Regions from separate parts of the Homo sapiens genome. Here region 1 is linked to region 2. Evidence: read pairs that join two places in POLR2A ChIA-PET (ENCODE). Cell type or tissue: A673. All regions are shown on one strand. Each heading gives the region's core, and the rest is flanking DNA. Links, peaks and the distances in the headings are about the cores only. Region 1 has its middle 63 kb from the start of DUT-AS1. Region 2 overlaps FBN1 (fibrillin 1).

Region 1 (8,346 bases), core at 179-8,178, 150 kb after region 2:
GTAAGATCACGGAGGCTGGGGACCCTGTTTTGTATGTTGTATTCTGTTATTCAATACCCAGAACTTGACAGTTGCTCAGAAAAGATGTGTTGTGAGTGGTCTATGGGTAAGAGTGGGCTTTAGAAAAATGTGCTGAGAGTGGCCAGGCGCAAGTGGCTCATGCCTGGAATCCTAGCACTTTGGGAGGCTGAGGCAGGAGGATCACTTGAAGCCAGGAGCTTGAGACCAGCCTGGGCGACATAGTGAGACCCCCCATCTCTACAAAAAAATTAAAAAATAGCTAAATGTTGTGGTGCAGGCCTGTAGTCCCACTTATTTGGATGGGTGAGGTAGGAGGATTGCTTGAGCCCATGAGTTTGAGCCTGCAGTGAACTATGATCACAGCACTACACTCCAGCCGGGGGGATGGAGGAAGACCCTGTCTCAAAAAAAAAAAAAAAAAAAGAAAAAATGTGCTGAGAGATGGCTAGTTCAAGGTCTTCCAGTTTCATTTTGTCTACTATTGGGCTTTTCATTACCTGAAGGGAGTTGTAAATTTCTTGAATCGCATTACATGTATTTTCCACAAAACGAATTCCTAAAATTTAGTATGGGGGGTATGTAATGGAGGTGCTGAAAGATCCTTGCCATCAGAGGTGTTGGGGAAAGCTTCTTGGAGATCAGACAGCCAGGCTGGGCTTTTTCAGAGAGAGGATATCCCGAGTAAGGGCAGTGCAGTGGGCCACAGGCCAGCTGGCAGGCACCGTGTGTAAAGGAAGTAGGTTAGGAGGTGTGGTCGTAGAGGGGCCAGAATGCCTGTCTAGAGTAATTTGGAATACAGCGGGCAGCTTTGGGAACATTCGGAGGAGTAATCCAGCAGGAGTGCACAGGATATGTCTGGGAAGCCCAGAGACTGGGGTGGTGGAACAATTCAGAAAGTCTCTGAACTCTCTTTTGCATTGCTCATTTACAGTCACTTGGCCAATGCCCACCTATCCCATTGCACATTCAGGCATGAGTGCAGGGGCTGTGTCTGTCTCAATCCTTTGTGGAAAGAATGAAATCCTGTGCGAGTCCACACAGGGCGGCATCTCACAATGTGGTGGCTCAGAAAGTGGAAGGAAGCAATGCATGAGTTAAGAGGGCCTGCCCCTGCTCTACTGCCCAGTGGCCTGGGGAAAGTCACTTCTCTCCTGGTCTTAGTTTTTCCACCTTTACCTAGTCCCCTAAAAATGAACACTGAGGAGATGGAGTTATAGTGATCAAGGAAAACTAAAAGTTAAAGAGCATGTTTAAAAACTTTGTTTTATTTTATTTTATTATACTTTAAGTTTTAGGGTACATGTGCACAATGTGCAGGTTAGTTACATATGTATACATGTGCCATGCTGGTGTGCTGCACCCATTAACTCATCATTTAGCATTAGGTATATCTCCTAAAGCTATCCCTCCCCCCTCCCCCCACCCCACAACAGTCCCCAGAGTGTGATGTTCCCCTTCCTGTGTCCATGTGTTCTCATTGTTCAATTCCCACCTATGAGTGAGAATATGCAGTGTTTGGTTTTTGTTCTTGCGATAGTTTACTGAGAATGATGATTTCCAATTTCATCCATGTCCCTACAAAGGACATGAACTCATCATTTTTTATGGCTGCATAGTATTCCATGGTGTATATGTGCCACATTTTCTTAATCCAGTCTATCATTGTTGGACATTTGGGTTGGTTCCAAGTCTTTGCTATTGTGAATAGTGCCGCAATAAACATACGTGTGCATGTGTCTTTATAGCAGCATGATTTATAGTCCTTTGGGTATATGCCCAGTAATGAGATGGCTGGGTCAAATGGTATTTCTAGTTCTAGATCCCTGAGGAATCGCCACACTGACTTCCACAATGGTTGAACTAGTTTACAGTCCCACCAACAGTTGTTTTTTTTTTAAATAAAAACAAACAAAAAAAGAAGGTGAAGGGAGTATGAGCTGGTGGTGCATAGGACAGGCTGAGGTGGAGAGCACATTAGCCTCTGCAGCTGGGGAACCTCGCTTGGTTTCCTTATTCTTGCCAGGAACCTTTCTGGACCCCCACAGAAATCACTCGCCCTGACCCACCATGGGCCCAACGCCTCTTCCTGCCACATTAGATTGTACCTCCCTTTATCCTTCTGGACTTGTACAAGTTGAAAAGGGTTTACTTCTTATATAGGTTCCTGATCTTTTCCAGCCACCAGGCAAAACCACATTCTACAATTGCTAAGTTCACAGGAACACCATGAACTCAGTTGCTTTCATGAAAAAAGGAGGATATCTGGCGCGGCAGCAGGAAGAGGCAGTGGGTCGTGGTGGGTCTGGGAAGCCAGTGAGTCTTTTTTTGCCTCAGTTGCCACATCTGTAAAAGGCAGATGATACTGCTCTGCCTGAAAGCTGTCCTGGGTGACCTCCCACATCTGCCTGCCCCCCATCTCCCTCCTCTGTTCCCACTCCCATACCCCCTGTGCTCCCAGCTCTCTGATTCTGTGAGACTCAATGCCTGGGACAGCCCATCACAAGTCACTCTCCATTCTTCTGGTTTCCATAGGGATACAGAGAGGTATCTGACAAGAATCTGGCACCCAAGCCTTGCAAACTGCAGTGACTAACGTGACAGCTCCACCTCCACTTGACTTAAGTGATGTGTGTCCCCGTTTGAGAGTCATGACACAGGACCGTGTGCTCTGAAGTTCTAGAAGTCCTAAACCCCAGGCCTAGGTTTTTGTATGTTTGGAAAAAAACTTACCGATTTGCAAAGCGCTGTCATGTGAGCCTGTTCTCCCCAAGACTGAGGATGATAAACAACCCCAGTGAGCCCATGACCTGGCTGCTGTGAGTTCCAAGGGAGGGGAGCCCTCCCTGACCATGTGAGGTGCCCCACACCCTCTCTCTTCCCTTACTCACAGCCTTCCACACCCCCACCAGGGAATGCTGGAGGAGAGGAGCTACTGCTCAAGTCTCCCAACTAGGGTGAGCTCTGGGCCACCCCCGCTGCCTCCCAGTCACAGGTGGCTAAGAGGAAGGGTGCTCCCAGCTCAGATTTGTGGCTGGAACAAGAGAGTCTCAGGAGAAAAGCTGAGCAAATTGGGTCAGACTTCTGAACAGGGATGGGAGATTCCTTGGAGTGACTGGGTATGTGTCAGCTGCTTAATGATTCCACTGTCTTCTCCCAACTTGTAAGGCACCGCCCTCCCCTTGGGGAGCTGCAGCTGCCAAGGAGCGCTGCTCAGTGCTCTGGCTGCTGTGACACGCGTGCTTAATAATAATGAGCATCATTTATGAAACCCTTAAAATATGCCAGGCAGCCTGCTAACCACTTCACAAATGTAGCTGCTTCATAAGCTTGGGATAAAAATGCAGTCACAATCTTTCAAATGTGTACACTAAATGCCTTGGCACCCCTGTTATGTCTATGTAAAAACCCCAAGACCCCAGGAAGGCTTCTTCAGTCTAAAAAGTCGGTCCAGATGAGTATTGCCCTAAGGCATTAAACCCGAAGCCTTCCTTAGTGTACCAAGGAGCCTCATTGTTTTTGGCTATAGTTGCCACTGCCTGGCGGTCACCATTAAGATTCTACAAAATCCCTGACTGTGGACTTCCTCCCAGCGAAACAGATGACAAAAACCCCTGCCCATTCCAGGAGCCAGATCCCTTCAGACAGGCACTTTCAGAATGGGAGCAAGGCCAAAAACACTGCACATGTAAGGATGGCATCTGCTCTTCTCCACTGTCCTTGGTGTGTGTGTTCTCAACTCAGGGACCCTTGGCTGGCAAACAACAAGTGCCAGGCACAGCTCTGGCACTTTATATGCAGTCCTCTGCATTCACACACACAGTTGTTTTCCAGACTCAGCTACCCACCATACTTCCTACTGTGCTATGGATCTCATCCCCTAAATGGCAAAGAAGGTCTACCTCTCCATACACAACACCAAGCCTATTTCCTGTCTCAGTAGGCCTGGTGTGCTTTTCAGGGAATTGTCCCACCTTATTATTCGTGGGTGATCTTTTTGAATTCTCACACCTCTTTGCATAATTAGCTCCATCTCACAAAAGAGGAAACAGGTAGAATGATGTGAAGGGACTTGCTCAAGGTCACACAGCTAAGACCTGGTTGAAGTGAGACTTAAACCCACACCCTGAACACGCTCTTCACAGCACGGTTTCATCCTGCCAAAGCATTCTTGGCTGGGACATCCACCTGAGTTGAAGTCAAGGGAAGAGGTTCTTGAGGCAGGTTAAGGTGTTTCTCTGTGGAGCCACTGGACCTGGGCTCAATGGGAAGAACCAGATGGAGACAGCCAAGCTGAAAGGCCTTATCTGAACTCCACTAGAGGAGATGAACATCGAGTCGTTTGTGAGTAGCCAGAACAAGTCATGCCACATGCGGGGTGTGGTAGTTTCGTACACATGTTGGCCTTGGACTGTGGCCTGGCCTGGCACTCTTACTAGGCCAAGGGCCTGGGTTAAGGAGACCCAGGAGGGTAAATGTGAGAGAATCTACAGGCACGTGTGCCAGTTTTGTGCCTCCCTCCACTCCTAGGCTGTTTTTTTTGGCCTCAAACTCAGCGCTCGCCTTTTTGGCCATAATCGCCTCTATACTAGGTCTGATGCTTTTTGGACAAAAACTCATGGGAAGAAGGGCTTTTTCTGGTCTCACTTGACAGTCATTTGGATACATGAACTTGCCTTTTCCGGTACCACCCCGATCACCCCTTTGTCTCCTAATAAAGGCCCATCATGGTGAAACACTATCTGGTCCAAACAAGAAGCTGGCATGGAAAATACTTAAACAGAAGTGAGATTTGAGTCCCAGTTAAGAGCCAAGCAATGAATGGAGAAATCAGAGAGCTGAGGTTATGGGCACAGAGAACAGAAAGAGCAGGTGGCTCTGAGAGAGAGACCCATAATGTGGGGTGAGAGGTGGAGGAATGTTAACAGGAAGTAAGCTGCGAACCACCAAGCCAAAGCAAACACAGGCTCCAAAACGGCCCATATGGCCTATCCATAAGGAAGGCGGCCAAGACAGAGCACAGCAGGAGGAGGGGAGGGGAGAACGCCCGGCTCCTTGCTCAACTGTCAACAACTGGGGGAGATGGTGCCAGTGATCCATTCTGGGCTCTACTTGAATAACTCAGATGGGGTGTCTTTGCCCCTTAGATCAGAGTAAGATGGGCTTGAATTCTATCATCACCCCCTACCCCAACCCCACCAGCCTGTGGAAATGTAAAACTCTCCCCCTGGTTTCTATGAATTCCTGAGGGCGTTTGTAATTGCCATCTCCTCTGGTAAGCTTCTACTTTCCAGTGTGTGGTGTCTGTCGTGCACCATAACCTAGGCATGAAACACAGCACCCCACCAGCGCCGCTTCTGTTTCCATGCACCTCTGCCCTCTCCACTTCCAAATTAGACCCTAAAGGATTTGGGTTTGAGAAGTGTTGGAAGAGAGGATTGGTCATCATGATATAAAGCAGTTTATATGACAATGCTTTTTCTCATATATCTGCTTGCCTTTGGGCTTTTTCGAGGAGTAAACACTTTACTACTACATGAACCTAAATATATATATATATATATATATATCTTTTTCATGACAGAAGGCTTTTATGACATGATGGGTTTTTATATAAGTATCAGATAATAACCACAATTATAGCTAACATTTATTAAGAATGTACCAGGTACCAGACACAATTAAGAAGTTTATATGAGTAATTCATTTTATTCTTACATTATCACCATTTTACAGACTAGAAAGAAGCCCTACTAGAAATTGAGTGGTACCCTCTTCAAGGGTTCACAGCTAATAAATAGCAGGACAGGGATTTGAGCCCAGGCACTCTGACGCCAAACCTGCATTCACCACTAATGCCTGTCTAGATCCACAGGAGACCCGAACATCCCCGGAGAGGGCGAAGAGCAGCTACAGGAGTACCAGGACCGTTTGTGTGGGAAGCAGAAGTTGACGGAAGAGAGAAAGGAGATGAGAAGGCCTGATTGATTATTAGGTCAACAGAATCTGGGCACTGAGAGGGAATGATCTATTTCGTGAACAGACTGCTTTGCTCTTGGAGTCATAGTCTCTGGAAGTGGATCAGAGAAAAACCCAGAAAATAAATGCAGCTTTAGTGAACAGAGAAGTAACCTTAGCCTGAACCCAGAGAAACAGGGTATGGGAATTAAGATGAGAACTCGGGCTTCCTGGAAGGCTGGGCAGGAGGCTCTGTCTCTGTTCTATGCTGCAGAGACAAGAAGGTTCTTGGCTCCTTGCCACTGGCAATGAGAATAATGGGACAGAAAGTGGGGAAAGCCTGTTAAGCCTGAAACAACAAGAGGAGGAAAGAATGTTACCAGAGTCTTGTAAGAGCTAGAACCTAAGAGAAAACGCGGTGCGGCCACTGCCAGAACTGTGGGAAGGCCAAGAGGAAATCAGAGAATGCTCCAAACTCTTTTTCCCACCCCCTAAACTCACACTGTTACCTCCCATTGCCCAAACCTAACTAAAAGCTGAAGGCAAGGTACTCTAGTAATATGGTACATAAAGAAACACAGAGCAAGGCACAGAAAGGCAAAGAATGGATTAGGGCGGAAGGGTAGAAACCGAAAATAACCAGCACCTCCTATGACCCAGCAAGTCCACTTGAGCTTTGTACAGTAAAGAGGCTCAATGCACTGTGTACAATGTGCATGGACAAGAAGGTTGGCAGCAATACTATCTGTAAAAGGCCCAAGCTGGAGACTACTCAAATATCCACTCATAGTAGAATGGATAAATAAACTGTGTTACATTCATTCATACCTAGGGACACCAAAGCAATGAAATTAATTAACCACAGCTATACACAATGGCAAGGATGAATTCCACAAACAAGGTTGAGTTAAAACACAAGGAAAGTATAATTCTATATATATTAAGTTTGAAATTGAGCTAAACTAACTTACATTACTTATGAATACATATAGGTGATAAAACTGTATATATATATACATAATATATGTATATTAAAATGTTATGTGTGTGTGTGTGTGTATGTGTATGTGTATATATATATATATATATATATATATATATATATATATATATATATATATATAAAATGATTATCACAAAAATCAGGATAGTGTTTACCTTTAGGTGAGAAGACAGAATTATGATACAAGCTGTTCAAGGGGAAAGGGAGGAAAGGGCGGCCTGTGGATGGTGGCAGTGTTCTATGTCTTGATCTAGCTGTGGTTACACAGATGTTTGCTTTACATGTATTCATGAAAAATATGTTTTAGCTACATACTTGTAACATCCTTAATAATACAAATAAAAATGGAAAACATGTTGATATGGTTTTCAGATATTTGCTAGACATATGTATATATATAGTATATTTGAGATAATCGCTGCATTTGCAATTTTTCTCAATGCTAGAGCATAAGAATTTTCTGAAACCCATAACAACTCCTTTCTAAGTTAGTTTTAAGGCTAAATAATATTGCTGAATAATGTATATTATAAAGTAGTTAACTATTCCCTTATCAATGACTTCTAGGTTGTATCAATACTGTTTCATTTATGATACTTCTTGCCCTTTCTAATAAGTAGTTATTTTAAGGAATTCTAACCCATACTTTCATACTCCCGGCTTTCTTTGGGTGATAAGAGAAAAATGAAAAGAGTGTTAGTTAATAGTTCCAACTGACCCCCTAGTCTAAGCTATCTCTCCCTATGATTAGCCCTATCATCCTTTCTACTTGTCCTTCATGCCACTTATCATAATTGCAAAATGTGCAATTAGTTGGCAATTAGTTGTCCCTGCACTTACTTGGTCAATGTCTATCACCCCTATTGGGACCTCCAGGAAGGCAGAGAACACGTCTGCTTTGTTGATCTCTGTCCTCAGTGCCAACACAAAGCCTGCCTAGCACAAGGGTGCTCATTAAATATTTGTCAAAGGAATAAATTAATGCATGAATTAACAAATGAATTTGAATGTATCCAGTCTTTCTGCCCTGCCCAACTTTGAAAATGAGTTTATCTCCTCCAGGAAAAAGCCTCACAAAATAGAGACACCCCTGAATGTACAAGCAGAGGCCTAATTGAGAGGGACGAGGGTGTGGATGGAACCCCTTACTAGTTGTGATACAAAATAGAGGGTCTCCAAAATTCTTTCCATTCCCCAAATCTCAGGATGCAGTCACCTAGCCAGGGCCAGGACTCAAGACAGGAAGAGTAGGACCCTGTACCAGAACGGAGAGATAGTATTTGTTTAAAAGTAACTGAAGAGTTACTGGAAGCCATGTTCTTTCCTACTGAAACAAACAAACAAACAAAGGTTTGTTTGTTTTTTTA
Region 2 (8,346 bases), core at 20-8,019:
CAGATTTCTGGAAGAGAATATGTGATTGCTCACTTAATTGTGTTCAGATTCATCGAACTTGCAGATGTGATTTATGTATAGTTTCAGGGCACCTTTAGACCTACCAAGTCCCAATTGTGGTCTTCAAGTTAAGAACCCATAACTAGAGAAATCTGAATGCCCATAGACCAGCAGCACTAACTTTTAGCCGTACAACTACTGCAGAAATTTGAAAATACATTTGAATAGAAAGCATTTGCATGAGCATAGTTCCTAAGAACACTTGCTTTGTGCAGGAGTTGTGAATTTTAAATATTAGTAGTGAAATCCCAGGATGGCGAATATGATGTATTTTAAATTATAACACTTTCCAAGGTCATTGATATTCTATTCCTAACTTTTACCCTTAAAGGTTTGGAAAATTCCATTTTAATTATTGTTAACATGCTTCATAAATATCCAAGGGAATAAAACATAGACCTGTTAATACATCCAGAGAGCTAAAATCTGGCTCAAGTTGTTTTTTCTTCCACAGTTGGAGAAAATTGTGGTGTTTGGCTTCCCTCTTGGGGCATTTTAAACCACTTTTAATGCTGTCTCTTATTATTTTCTAACCATATACACTTTCCGAACGTATCTAACTAGCTGCCTTAGATGAAACCCCAGTGTCTGGCCAAGCTGATGTAAATCTCTAGTAAGTGGTAAGAGGGAACAGAGTAACACAGTGCCCTGTCAGTGTTCAGACAGTACATGATTTAGTAGTTGTAGGACTTATAGTCTCAGGAGCAACTTTAAATCTTTTTTCTAGTTCTATAGAATGGAAGTTTCTAAGGCATATACTATTCTGCCACTGGCTCCACTGGGCAACACTTAGCTAGAACTAGAGTGGCCTATCTGCCCATGGGATAGTATTAAGATTTAACTCTTCACATCATGTGTACCTGGGGTGTCTGGGAAATAACTATTAATTCCAAAGAGCAGGATGAATATTTGCATAATTGCTAGTCTGTGCCATAAAACAGTTGTCACTCACCAGTGGCCCAGAATATCGAAATCTGTATGTTTCCAGTGGAGCTGCCAAGAGACCCCATGTGATTGTCCCATTAGTGATGTGTTCTCACTCCACTTAGCAGGTCTGAAAAATGGACGACCATAAAATAACAGTGAAAACTCAGTTCTAGGGTCTGCTGCCTTAGTTGTTGGTGTCTAAGAATATGGATCATCTGTTGTATTTGATATCTGAGCACGTACTGATTTTTGTCAGGAATCTTCTCTTGTTGATGAATTAAATCTACATAATCGGGTTTTGGTGCTGCTGCCTCTCCCACCCCCTCAGCTCCCATGCCTGTCTTTTGCACGGTTCACTCACGTGTTCTGAGTAATGCTTGTACTTTCTTCCAACTTGTCTTTCTTCAGCTGAGTTCAGTGCCAGACTCTGAGCTGGAAACAGTCTCAGGAATTTTTCATTCATCAGACATTTTCTTCCAAAGAAAAGTTCTGAGAAGAGGAGGGCCACCTTGATAGTATGTTAGCATGCTTCTGTGACTGTGTGTGTGTGTGTGTGTGTGTGTGTGTGTGTGTGTGTGTGTGTGTGTGTGTGAAAGAGAGAAGATATACAAACAACCTATATACCACATATCTATTAGCACATGGATATTTGATAAAAAGCCAATTCTAGAAATAACATTTGCCAACCAATGTATCAAAACCATCTCCCTGCCGTTTATCTGTCTTGATATTACAGAAAGTTCATATTTATAGAAGGCATTTCTCAGCTGTGGTTAATAATGGCTGAACTTTTGTCCCTGCTTTAAGTTTTCCACCAGATCTCTCAGAATTGATGCTATCATGGAATGTGAATGTGGTGTGTCTCCATTTCCTGTAGAATGAACTCAGGGCTGGCAGCTAAAGCTAGTGGTCTTGGATTCCCATGCCCTGTCATTTACGAAAGGGGCAGTGGAGTTCCTCTGGAGGAAATCCCACCCACCACGCCAGGATTCCATCACATATTGTTGGTCTGGGCCGTGGGTACTTCATACTTGGTTTTCTGTGAAAATTCACCAAGTGTGTTTGAAGTAAGAATCTCAACCCTAATGTTTATACATAAATGTCTGAATATGATAGGAGTAAATGCTTGCTCACAAAAAGGAAGGGAAGGAAAAGAAATTTATAAAAAAGCAAAAACACACAAGTCAGGGTATAATTACATTATACACAGGTTTTGTTTTTGTTCATTTTGATAGCATTAAGATTTACAGATAATATGATTTTATTTAGGGACAGCCTCACTAATTCAAGTTACCTGTTCTACACCAGGTACCTTATTGTGAGAATGGGAAGAACTTGTTAACGGATTATTAGTATTTACAGCCTAATCTTCCCTAGTTTCCCCGTTTCAGCAAATGACCATTTATTCAGTGATGGAAGCCAGAAGCCCGGGAGCCTTCCGGTTTCCCTCACGCTTCCCATCTGATCCATCCACACGTGCTGTTGGTTCTTTGGCCCAAGGACGTCCCCTACCTGCTGGCCTTCCACCCTTTCTATGCCACCACTCTCGCCAACTTTCACCTCAAATCCTTCAGTAGCCTCCCTGAAACCCTTTCCATTTCAACTCCTGAGCCCTTAAAGGAGCACACTTCTCAAATAACAGTGGCTTTTATTTTCAGTGGCTTTTTATTGAGCTTTGAGCCAGATCCAGACTCCTCATCATATCCCGAGATGTCCTGCATAATCCAGCCCCTGCCAAAGGATCCAACCTCATGGCATGCCCCTTCCCCTTTGCACTCAAAGCTCTGGTCACAGCGGCTTTCTTTTAATCCTAGAGAAGCCAGGCTATCTGCCAGCCCAGAGCCACTGTTCTTGCTGTCTCCCATACTTAGAAAGCGCTTAGATGTTGCACAGCTGGCTTGTGCTCATCCTTTAGGCCTCAGTTTAAATGTCACCTCCTCAAAGAAGTCTTTTCTGATAACTTTTACCAAGGCAGGTGTACCCAATTATTCTCTATGACAGCAGCATGCTTGTTTCATTTGTAACTAAATTACAACCTCAAATCTAAAACTATTTTAATGTGTTGATCTATTTATTCACTACCTCCTCCACAAGATTGCAAACTCCATGTGAACAGAGGTTTTATGTTGTGCTATTCACTGATACAGGGTTGTGGCTCAATAAGTATTTGTCGAATGCATTAAGGAAACCCATGATTCTGTTTTACAGTTGTAAAATGTAGGCCTTTACAACTGTAAAGCATTGAAGTCAAAGTGTTTAATTTAATTTTAGGTTGTGGAATTTCTTTCTTTCTTTCTTTCTTTTTTGATACAGGGTGTCACTCTGTTGCCCAGGCTTGAGAGCAGTGGTGTGATCGCGGCTCACTACGGCAAGCGATCCTCACACCTCAGCCTCTTGAGTAGCTGGGAGTACAGGCGCCTACCATCACACCCAGCTACATTTTTGTGTATTTTTTGTAAAGATGGGGTTTTGCTGTGTTGCCTAAGCTGGTCTTGAACTCCTGGGCTGAAGCGATCCACCTGCCTCGTCCTCCCAAAGTGCTGGGGGTATAGGCATGAGCCACTGTGCCAGCTAGAATTTTCTTTTTATTGTGTTAAAGTATACATAAGATAAAATTTACCATTTTAACCACTTCTTTGTGTACAGTTTGGTGGCATTAAGTACATTCACATTGTTGTGCACCTTGTCACCCCCATCCATCTCCAGAACCTTTTCATGTTCCCAAACTAAAACTCTCCATTCCTCCCTCCCCTAAATCCCTGGCAACCATCATTGCACTGCTGTCTATGAATTTGACTGCTCTGGGTACCTCATATTAGTGCACTGCAATCGATTGATATTTTATATCAATTTATTTTTATTGCCTCTTTACCAACATATGCCTTCACCCTCCACGTACACAATATTCAGTGTTAAAATTGGCTTGCTACTGAAAATCTCATTTCTAATAATTATTTAATGATAAAACATTCTATTAGGATTCTTCATGAACTTAATTCATCTTTTGTGGAACTTATTTTTGGAAAATAAACAATATTACAAGGTACTTTTATGATATACAGGTTAATTTAAGAATATGTTGCCCCTGACAATTTTTATATTTAATCATAAGACCCTTTCCTCTTGGGCTACTAATCTTGTTTTTGGATTGGAGAGAATATTTTATGCTTCATGGCTTTGAAAAAATATAAAAGAACAAATAAATTGTTATACAATATTATTGTTTTTGTCTTGCTGTTTAATAGCTGATGCTCTGTGGTCAAACTTCAGTGTTTGGTTTAACGTGGCATTTCATACAAGCTGTTTTAAAAGGGAATGAATCAGAGCCAACTGGTTCTTTAAAGTGGAATTTGCAGACCATTAAGAATGAAAGTATTCTGTATGATTTTATTATCTTGATGGTAAATATGTCACCCAAACTATGATTTGACTTTACCGATTCTCCCAGTCTTTTTTTTTCTAGTAAAAGTAGAGATAACTTTACAGGAAGATGAAAGTCAGTAATGACTTGTAGGATTTATAGTGAAGGAACAAATAATATCAGGTAAATGATTATTTCAAAATGAGATATTCTTTTACTCTGAACAAGATTTCTAACTGTTTTCTTCATCATGGAACAGAATAAAATGTGGTAACAATTTGCTGCAGTTGAATTGCTGCCACACATAATTGGGTCCCACAGAACTATGGCCTGGATTTTGGTGAATTGCTTAGTCTGCATGTTAGATTAAAAGGTGTACAACAAATCACCTTGTTTCTGCAGTTTTGAATGACATTTACATTTAAGTCATAGTGGTAATACTTTTCATTTATGGAATAAAGAAAATAAAATCAGGGAAAATACTAATGTAGAAATGGTTTTGTTTTTTTCCTATATGGTTTATTTCTAAAGTGCTTTTTAAAAACATTTAGTTACAATTAAGCCATACCTCAGAAGCAGTTTGTTAAAGGTAAACATTTTGCATAATACAGTTTGGTAAATTTTGCCAAAAGGTTGTATTCTTTTAATAACACTGTATAGACCATGTTAAATAGGTAATCTTGTGTGCAGTATTTTATATAAATGCATGGATTGGAAAGTATATTCAAACCTTATTGTGTCATTTTAAAAATGCCATGTAGCTTAAATAAGATGGGAGAAGCAACATTGCATAGTAAAAGTAGGCCTGAAAGGAATTTCTTTCCCCTGAAATTTTATTATAAAAAATTTCAAACTTAAAGTTGAAGGAATAATATAAAGTATACACATATACTTTCCACTTATATTGAATAATTGTTCCCACTTTTATACACATAATAGCTCTCTATGTGTATGTACACATATGTATGTATATATGTGTATATAGAATATGTAAAATATATATTAAAATATGTATTTATTATTTATTTACATTGCTGAATTATTTGAAAGTTAAGTTGCATACATCATGAGACGTCACCTCTAAGCACTAAGGACATTCTTGTATGTAACCACAATACCGTTATCACACCTAGAAAAACAACAATTCTGCAGTGTCATGTAGTATGTAGTCCACATAAGATTTCTGAAATTGTCTCTTTTAGAAACAGTATCCAGTTGAGTTTTGATTATTATGATTTTTAATCTAAAATAATCTCTGTACTTCTTTTGGTGAAGAGAAAGTAATTTGCTTTTGGAAAAGTTCTAGACAATTGCCTTAGAAAATATCACATGTTCTGAGTTTTCTGGTTGTTTCCTTGTGGTGTAATTTACCTTGTTCCTCTATCCCTATATTCCCTTTCAGCTAGAAGTTTGGTGTGGAAGTTTGATTAGATTAAGCCTTGACACTTTTTGACAAGAAACTTCATAGATAATGTGCACTACTTTATATTTTATAAAATCAGGAGTCCCGGAAGAATTTCAGACGATCTCCGTGATAGTGCAATTCTGGAATGAATCAAGAGTTGACTTTTGGTGTTACTGATGCTAAATAGGCCTTGTATTTGGGCCCCAATTGGAGAATGCCCCTGGAATTCCACTCAGATACAAGCTGCAGCAGTGGGTAGGGGTTGGATGTGAGAGTTCCTGACAGCGGCATGAGATCATGTATATCAGTGTGCTTTGTAAAACTAGAAGGAAAGAGACTGGAAATGGGAATTCTACTAACTATTAGGACACTGCAGTAGTGGATGATCAACCTTCCTAAATTTTGACTTTGTTGTTTGCTTTGATGAGCTGGTAGTTAGTATAATTAACTATAATATAATTAGTAAAGAACATAATAAAGTGCCTCATAATCAGTGCAGCACTGTGGAAATGAATAGTATTTTGCCATGATTAGGATGTCAGTCCTAGTTGAGAAATACTGGGTTATGTCGAGTGGCAGTGATGCCAGTTTATGGGCTGGCTTATGTTCCTAAAGTTAGACTTTCAGATAAGTAGTTGTTATCTTGCAGAGATCTCCAATTAATCATGGCACACGAGTACTCTTCATTAAAGGAAAAGAGAAAGAAGGAAAAAAAATACACACACACACACACACACACACACACACACACACACACACACACACATCTTAGAGTCCTAGAGGGCAGAAATAATCTTGGGGAGCTTTTGCAAGACGTATATGCCTGGGCCCCATGCCACATCTACTGAATCGGGTTCCATGGGGAAAACTGGGGGAGGACAGGGTGGGACCCAGGCATCAGCATTTTACAAAAGCTCCCCCAAGTGATTCTATTATGTCCTAAGGTTAAGAATGATTGCAGTAAGAAGAAGTAACAGCAGTTAGGAGGCTGATTATGATAATGGAACTTCTTAACTTTAATTTTCCTTAGACTAAAAGTTCTCTGAACTCCTTCCTCAGAAAGTTGTATTGAAATTCCACACATTAGGAGCCTAATGTTCCCCAGGCCAACCTACCTGGGAGAAATAAGTGTGCTGTGACCCTCTATGTCATGGATAAATTGATATCTCATTCTTTTGTTTGTCATTTTTATGAAAAGAAGGATTTAAAATAATTGGAGCCTAGTGCCCAAAATTATATCCTTGTGCCTTCCCTGCAGTTTGTGGTTTAGTGACTGGGCAGGAGGGACGAGAATTCATTGTACCACAGAATATTCTTTCCCTGTAAACGATGCATTTGCTTCGGGGTGAAGTCTGATTACAAATGAAAGTGAAATAATGCTGTAGACCACAGCATTCTGAGCTGCAGAGCTGGGCATGAGCTGAGGATCAGAGGCTGCAGACACATGTTGGTCAGAGCCCAAGCCTTGAGGCCAAATCTAACGGGACTGGAGAGCAATCCTTGAGCTAACCACTCAGAATGGGAACATGGAGATGCAGAATTTCCCATGAACCAGCCACACTGGAGTAAGCCAGTTAAAAACAATTAGAGTCGCACTTTAATTTTGGAAAGACTTGGCCTGTTGCCCTAGTTCATGAAGGTCTTATAAGGAAGTGATTGTAGAGCAATTTGCAAATAGAAAGCATTTCTAATACTATATTTTAGTTGCATTAGGAATAATGATTTACACTGAAGCCAGGAATGAGTCAGACGTTACACAAGCTTTGAGTTAAGCACACTCCCTGTCTAATGCTGAGACTATCTGAAAAAAAAAAAAAAAAGAGTATGTAAATTTAGCTTAATATCATGTAAGTGCTATGGGAATAATTGTAAATAATTGGATTATTAGTAAGGAATTGGGAGTGTGGGCAGATTTCTTTCTGCGGTTGGAGTATTGGACTAAAAACAGCATAACCTTGGCAATCTAAATGAAGTACAGGACGAAAAGCACATGCCGCCAAATCGGAATGACATTTGAAAACCATGTTAATACAGCATTTACCTTCCAAGACATTTTTAGATCCAATTTTATTTCATCCAGATTATGCCTCTCCCTCTACAATCAGCAATTTTTGTTTAAAATATGGATCTACAAATACATTTATATCCACTTGCTAATCTGTACTGTCAAATAAGCCAGTTTGAATTTGTTTCCAAAATAACTTTGTCTATAGTGATAAATATCTAGCACAGAAATGTACTAAGTCCATAGTTTCTATTCTACATAAAGTATTCGCCAAATATATAGTATACTTAATAAATTGGATCCCTGTGGACTGTTGGGATGCCTAATATAGATTGTCAGAATTAACAACTACCATCTCGATTCTATGTATTTCATATTGAAATAAGAATAATACGTTATTGACCCTGGAAAAGTCTTAAGGGGTTTTTTTTTTTAATGAAGATCTTCCAATGAGAAATTCACATGTGAAGTTATGAATCAGTGGCAGACAGAACTGAATCAGATTTGTATTAGCATTTTGTAGAGTGTCTGGATTTTGCTGGTGTCACTCACAAAACACCATATTTGTATCTATCCTGAACCTTGGCA

Evidence for each region. ChIA-PET counts read pairs that join two places held together with the same protein. Peaks named below come from ENCODE experiments on the same cell type or tissue, not always from the same donor. Only the 100,000 strongest peaks of a DNase experiment are listed, where the experiment ranks them.
Region 1: POLR2A ChIA-PET joins it to region 2 with 5 read pairs; 3 of 35 experiments call an interaction of 5 or more read pairs at or near these places.

Annotation. Positions count from the first base shown.
Region 1 is chr15:48,390,469-48,398,814 of GRCh38, reverse strand. No RefSeq gene overlaps it. Among named protein-coding and RNA genes, the nearest start is that of DUT-AS1, 63 kb to the right of the region's middle. In A673, for the core only: no CTCF peak of the experiment used is centred there; DNase peaks (open chromatin) are centred at 3,204 and 6,264; H3K27ac peaks cover 689 bases.
Region 2 is chr15:48,540,955-48,549,300 of GRCh38, reverse strand. All of the region lies in intron 6 of FBN1 (fibrillin 1), which reads left to right. Among named protein-coding and RNA genes, the nearest start is that of FBN1, 100 kb to the left of the region's middle. In A673, for the core only: no CTCF peak of the experiment used is centred there; no DNase peak of the experiment used is centred there; H3K4me3 peaks cover 1,109 bases; H3K27ac peaks cover 783 bases.